2 separate regions of the Homo sapiens genome follow, and region 1 is linked to region 2. The links are chromatin loops, found by intact Hi-C in ENCODE. Cell type or tissue: IMR-90. All regions are shown on one strand. Links, peaks and the distances in the headings refer to the core of each region. The heading gives the core; the rest is flanking DNA.

The links. A loop is a pair of places that touch in the nucleus more often than their neighbours do. Peaks named below come from ENCODE experiments on the same cell type or tissue, not always from the same donor. Only the 100,000 strongest peaks of a DNase experiment are listed, where the experiment ranks them.
Region 1: it touches region 2 in a loop (2.1-fold over the local background); 10 of 110 quality-filtered maps call a loop at or near these places.

The regions. Positions count from the first base shown.
Region 1 is chr9:16,626,812-16,629,729 of GRCh38, reverse strand. The region is part of intron 3 of BNC2 (basonuclin zinc finger protein 2); the gene reads left to right. Among named protein-coding and RNA genes, the nearest start is that of BNC2-AS1, 99 kb to the left of the region's middle. RefSeq lists an enhancer at 2,233-2,766. In IMR-90, for the core only: no CTCF peak of the experiment used is centred there; DNase peaks (open chromatin) are centred at 1,119 and 1,619; H3K4me3 peaks cover 401 bases; H3K27ac peaks cover 1,798 bases.
Region 2 is chr9:16,703,979-16,706,896 of GRCh38, reverse strand. All of the region lies in intron 3 of BNC2 (basonuclin zinc finger protein 2), which reads left to right. Among named protein-coding and RNA genes, the nearest start is that of BNC2-AS1, 21 kb to the left of the region's middle. RefSeq lists enhancers at 1-335, 1,743-2,497. In IMR-90, for the core only: no CTCF peak of the experiment used is centred there; DNase peaks (open chromatin) are centred at 1,536 and 2,196; H3K4me3 peaks cover 1,322 bases; H3K27ac peaks cover 2,298 bases.

The sequences.
Region 1 (2,918 bases), core at 265-2,764, 77 kb after region 2:
TGCACACTTAATAGACTACAGCATCGAATAAACAAATTTTATATGCACTGGGAAACCAAAAAAAAATCATGTGACTTGGTTTATGTGGTGGTTTGGAGTGGAACCTGAGTTCGTCCGATGTTTGCCTGCAGATGCTCATCCTTTACTCTTTCCCCACTACTGTTGGTGCTCCCAGTTCTGCTGTCTGCCTTTATCCAATTGTAAGCCTCAATGTGATTTCTAGATTCACCCTAAGTACTTGCCCTTGATCAGCCCAGCACTGAACTCCCCCAAACACACAAACATTAAAGTTCATTTAGAAAGAGTGAATTTTAGGAAGAAACCACAGAGGCCAAGATCTTCTCTAATTAATGTAGTGAATCTTCTGAATGTAGTGAGTCTTCTGGCCATTTTTTGAGTATTACATTGATAGCTCATTCAAAACGAAAATTATTCACACAACTATGGTGTAAATAAAAAGATGTGATGTTAATATAATTTTTGGATTAGATTATTGCCGAATCAAGCATCTTTACAACATTATAGTTTAGAGTAATGTGTTTGGCTAAATTAGGCAATAAAAGTAAACATAAAAGGTAAACCTTCCCGATTAGTCCTTACATTTGACTTCTCTGTATGTGAAACACTGACAAAAACCAAAAATAATTTCACTACTCTGTATTTATTTTTCTGATTGAGACTTTGGAAAAGTCAAGAATGACAACGGTAGGTATTTCTTTTTTGCAGAACAAGCCTGAGATGGTACTTAGGTGCTTACATACAAGCTACTGATCACTTAATGACATTAAAAAAATTTTAATTACTTATTGCCTTCAGACACTACAGAAGTTTAAAAATCCTACTATTTCCACTTAAATTTCTAGACCAATGCTGTTGGACTTTCTTTCCCTTTAACAGCAATGATTATCCAGTTGAATGTTGTTTCACAGAAAGGAAAAGTGCATTTGTGTAAAAATATCTGGGGCTTGCCAGGGAATCTTTTTCAGAATGCTTTGTGGTTACAAATGAAGCTTATTGTTGTATAAATGGCAAGTTTAAAATCATAGAACTTTTTTGCAGTAGCTCATGGCATGAGTTGATAATCTGCGAATTGCTCTGCGTGTGTGTTTGTGTGTGTTCGCATGCATGCCTCAGCCCATCTGTAAGTAGCTGGATCCTGTGCCGTTCCTCCCCCTGTTTCCCACCTCACTTATTTAGATACATAAATACGCACACTTTTACATCTAAGGCAAACCCCAAAAGATGCATGTGGAAGGCTGGATGTGGGAGAGAGGTGTTTTCCTTTAATTGACCTCTCACGGCGTTCCACTTGATAAAGTGACAACATTTTCTGAAAACTTAAGGTTTTTGAATGTGTGGATTTTCTCCCTACCACTGTAATTTCTGAAACTTTCTCTAAACAAGATGGCTGGCACATTATGGGGACAGAGCAGAGACATAGAACAGAGACAAAGCCGCCCTGAGAAGGCAGACACACTTATATTGCTTGTGGTTTTTCAGTACAGCTGCTTTCAGATGAGCCGGCTTGTTCTAAGCTGGTCCCACTGCCAAAGCAAGACTGTCACACAGCTGGTAGTACTTACTGTACTTGCGGGAAAGTATGTGATTCATTAGTTGGAACCGTATGTTTTTCACCAGTTCTGGTCATGTTTTTGTTAGGATGTGGTAAAAACACAAGCAGGGGGTGAAGGGACAATGGAAACATGTGACTTCTTAAGGATTGGCCTGAACCCGTTATTAGCTAAATTGTACACCGTAAAATGTCCTTTGTACCTCATAAGACAAATGACTTAATTTTTTATTCCTCAGTTGAGGTCATTCAGTCATAAGTGGTAAAAATTATCAACACTGAGCTCTTTTTCTCTTTTTACTTTCTGCAAAGTATTATGATCCGTTTAAACCCCAAATTATAATATGAAGGGAAGTCATGCAAGTAAAAGACATTAATTTGCTGAAAAATGCCCATGACGGGTGAAGAACTTTAACTGGAGTGAACTCTTGCTACTGATAAAATATGAGTATGGTATTACAGCTCATAAGAAACACTTCTAATACCACAGGGTGTGAGGAGAACAATAAATGGGAGTTTCTTTGTCTACACATGATCAAGCAGACTCAAATTGTATGGCTGGAGGATTGAGAGACTAGTCTTTTAAGTAATTTTGGTGTCATTAATGGGCTTGCATCACAGTATCTCTGTAATGCTCAATCCTGGTATTGTGCAGAACTGCTGGTGTGAGCCGCATTGAATATTGGCCTGTTATCACCAGGTTTTTGAGCTTGTGAATATTTTACAACTGCACAGGCCGAACCATATTCTTTGGAAAATGAATGCCATTGCTGCTGTGTTGTGTTCTCCTTACATAGGAATATGCTTTGACATTTGCTTGCTTCTGCTTCATTCTGACACTGGAGTTGTTTTACTTTTGTCCCCACTCCCATAGCCTGCTATTGAGACAGGTGGTATTTTCAAAGTCTAAGTAAAATATTGGCAGATTATGCCTCTACCCTCAGACTCTGTTTTTCAACTGTTCCCTTCTAAAGTTCTGCACCGTTCATGCCTCACTACATACACTCCAGCAGTTGCTGGACTCTGCAGAATTAGAACCAGGTCTGTCTCTGACAATTAGCTCAACTGGCTGCAGGATAAATAAAGGAATGCGCTCAGGGGCTGTAGTCTGTGACACAGTGTAACAGAGCGTAAAAAGGTGCATCTGTTCCATGCCCTGATTCAGTCGCCTCACTGTCACTGGGAAGTTACCGACACGGAGACATGCCCGTGCTGTTTGGTAAACAAGCGGCAGGTATTAAATTAACAGGGCTGTGAGTGTGCAAACGTGCTGCTTTATTAAAAGCCCTGCTATCTTGGCTCACTGCTGGGTCACAGGCAGTTGCTAGAGCATCTAGTAAGATGACTC
Region 2 (2,918 bases), core at 260-2,759:
AAACTGACAATTTGATTTCAGCATTTGCAATTTGAAATGGAAGTGTTTCACATAGGTTTTGGTAACCTTTGCTTCTGAGTTGGATTGATTCTCCCCTCCCCCCAGTCAAGTATAATTCCTTTTTTTTAAAAATTAATTGCTGTCCTCTCATGAATTAGCATGGCTTGGCTAAGGTGAAGGGATTAGAATGACTTTTCAAGGCATGATAATGTCTGTTTAAAGGAAAGAAAAAGAAAAAAGTCTTTTAACTAGGGCTTAAGACTAATTCCAGCTACTAAGGAGACAAAAATTACTCTAAAGAAGACAATTTGGTTTTATTTTATATGTGCATGTTAACCTGCTTTGAGATCATCATTTTGTATTTTAGGGTATTCTCTTAGATGAAGTAAGATGTTCTTCATTTGTTACTGAAAGGGGACATGGCCTCACTCCAGGAGATTAAAGCTGGAACACCTTCTGCCTTCTGTAGGGATAATCACAGCTCACCTGGCTGTAGCTCAAGGTCAGGGCAAAAAGAGGGGACTTTGTGCTTTTTAGAATTGCCTATGACTACAGTAGAGAAGAGGAATAATAAAACAATTGGACAAGATTGAAAGTGAATGTGCATCATATGAAGATAGTTAATAAGATGAATGATCAGAAAAAGACAATCTGGAAGACATCCTTCAGTGGTAGGAGAATCAGTGGTAGAAGAAGAAAGGGGTATTTTGGGGTGCAAAACTATGACCTCTGTTAACTTGCAAAAATTAGTACTGTTGTGATTGGTTATAAAGGGCTACATGAGAACAATTTTAAAATTATAAAAACATTTGTAAACATTTAGTATGATTTTAATTTTTCATTTGGTATACATACTTTTTAAAATAGTTGCTTGTCAGTTATGTTGCTTGGAAGGCAGAACTCTCTGCACAAGCAATAAGTCAGTAAATCCAGTTTTTTGATCTAATATTGTTGCTTGTTTGTTTTGTAATAATAGCATGTAAATAAAAATGGTTAAGTGTAGGTGTTTTAGGATTCAATCCCTTTGAATTTTTCTCTCAACTTCTCTGGAGAAATAGGAATTGTTTCTGGGTGTTTTGTAAATCTAAATTGAATGTCACTTAAATGTGAAAGAACTGGCACCTTTGATAAGTAGTCCCCATACTGAATCATTTTGTCATTAATAATAACATAATTATCAATGCAAATGTAAAGTTTGTTTTTTAAAAAGTCCAAAACAAACAAAGGAGGGAAAAAAAAACCCAAGCCACACTATCATACAACTCGAGGAAAAAGCATCCCTACATTTAAACAGAAGACTTTCAATAGTAGCAGTAATAATAAGAAAGAACCTTTGGCGTCTGCCCAAGAGCCTGTTGAGAGGGAGCAGCAAATGGCCTGCGCAGTGTGTGGCTCTGCAGAAATTCCAGGGTGACACATGCCTCACAAGCTGGTCACAATGCAAGGGGTCAGGGGTCATGTTCAAGAGCAGGGTGTTGCTGGATAAGGCTGAGGAAGCAGAGGTGGCCCCTCTGTGCTCAGTGTGTGGGTCTGTGTACTCCTTTCCCGTCAAAGCTGGCCCAGCGCGGCCAAAAAAGCGGTTCCTTGGCAGGGTTTAATGGCAGGATGATGTAGTCTGTTGTGACTAGTGCATTCCTTTCAGGTTAAACTAGGGAAATGGCATTGTGTTAAAATTCCAAGTCGCATGAATGTTTTATTGCCACAGTGCATTTAGCCCTCCAGGGGAGTGTGTGTGGCGGCCGGTGGGGGTGGGGGTGGGGGTGACTTAGAGACTCAGGAACTATCAGAAGAACACTTCCCTTGGAAAATTTTACCCACTAGCATGAAGCTGATTTGCTGTGATGGTCACTTAGAAGGGTTTCGCTTTTTCCTAAACTGTGGCTGTTTAAAGTCTTGGAGTCTGGACAATTAACAGCTGAAGAAAATATGACAAGACACACGCAAAGAGGTTGGGAGATAGAGAGGAGGAGTGCGCCAGAAAGGAGCTGAGCTGCCTTCTTGTGTAAACTGCCTGAGAGCGGGCCCCCTCCCCTGGCCTCCGTCCCTGTCCCCCCTTCCCCAAGGCTGTGTTCTGCTGTCTGCCCGAAGGCCAGGACTGATCTGTTAACCTTGCACCACTGGCTGGGAGGCCGCTGCAGCTCATGGTACTGTATGTTACCATTACTACTCCCTCATTCTTTTTCACTGGCTTTTTTTTTTTTTTTTAAAAAAAAAAACCATTTCTCTGTAATAACGGTTTATATTAGTCAGAGGGATACAATTTTGGAATGCAGAAGATCCGAGTTTAAAACAAAACAAACTTTAGAATGGTACTTTTTTTTTTTTTTTCCTTTTTGGCATTTAGAAGGGCTAAATCCAACCATGCTAATTCAATTGCAGCCAAAGGTTTTCAGTGTGATTTAAAATCAGGAGTTCTGGAAATGGAGCAGTTGAAAGATGCAGTCATTTGGGCTGTGGATCTTATAAAGGGACTTTGTTGTGAAACCACACGAGCATCTTCAGGTTTTTAGGATATTTTCAGTCTTTGCATTTGTCTCAGTTATATCCATTTTGCAGATTGCCCCCAACCCCTATCCTTCCTTAGGGAAAACTCTAGCCGTCTCATTCACTGTTGGAGTTGTTTTAGGCTTACAGTTACTGAGGGTGTGTATGATTTGACTTCAGTTGTAATCGTGTGCATTACATATAACATTTGAACTGACTCAAGTTAATTTATAACAGATTAAAGTGTGGATGTGTGGAACAGCTTTCTGATAATGCAGTGTGCCTTTATAAAATATTCATGTGTCTGATTTTTTCCCCCAATGTATAGGAGAAATATGTATTATCCTAAGATGACCTAAGAAAGGATATATTAATAATAGTTTGAATTTTACTTTTGGACTGCATTTCTCTTCAATTTCAAACCTTAATTCTTT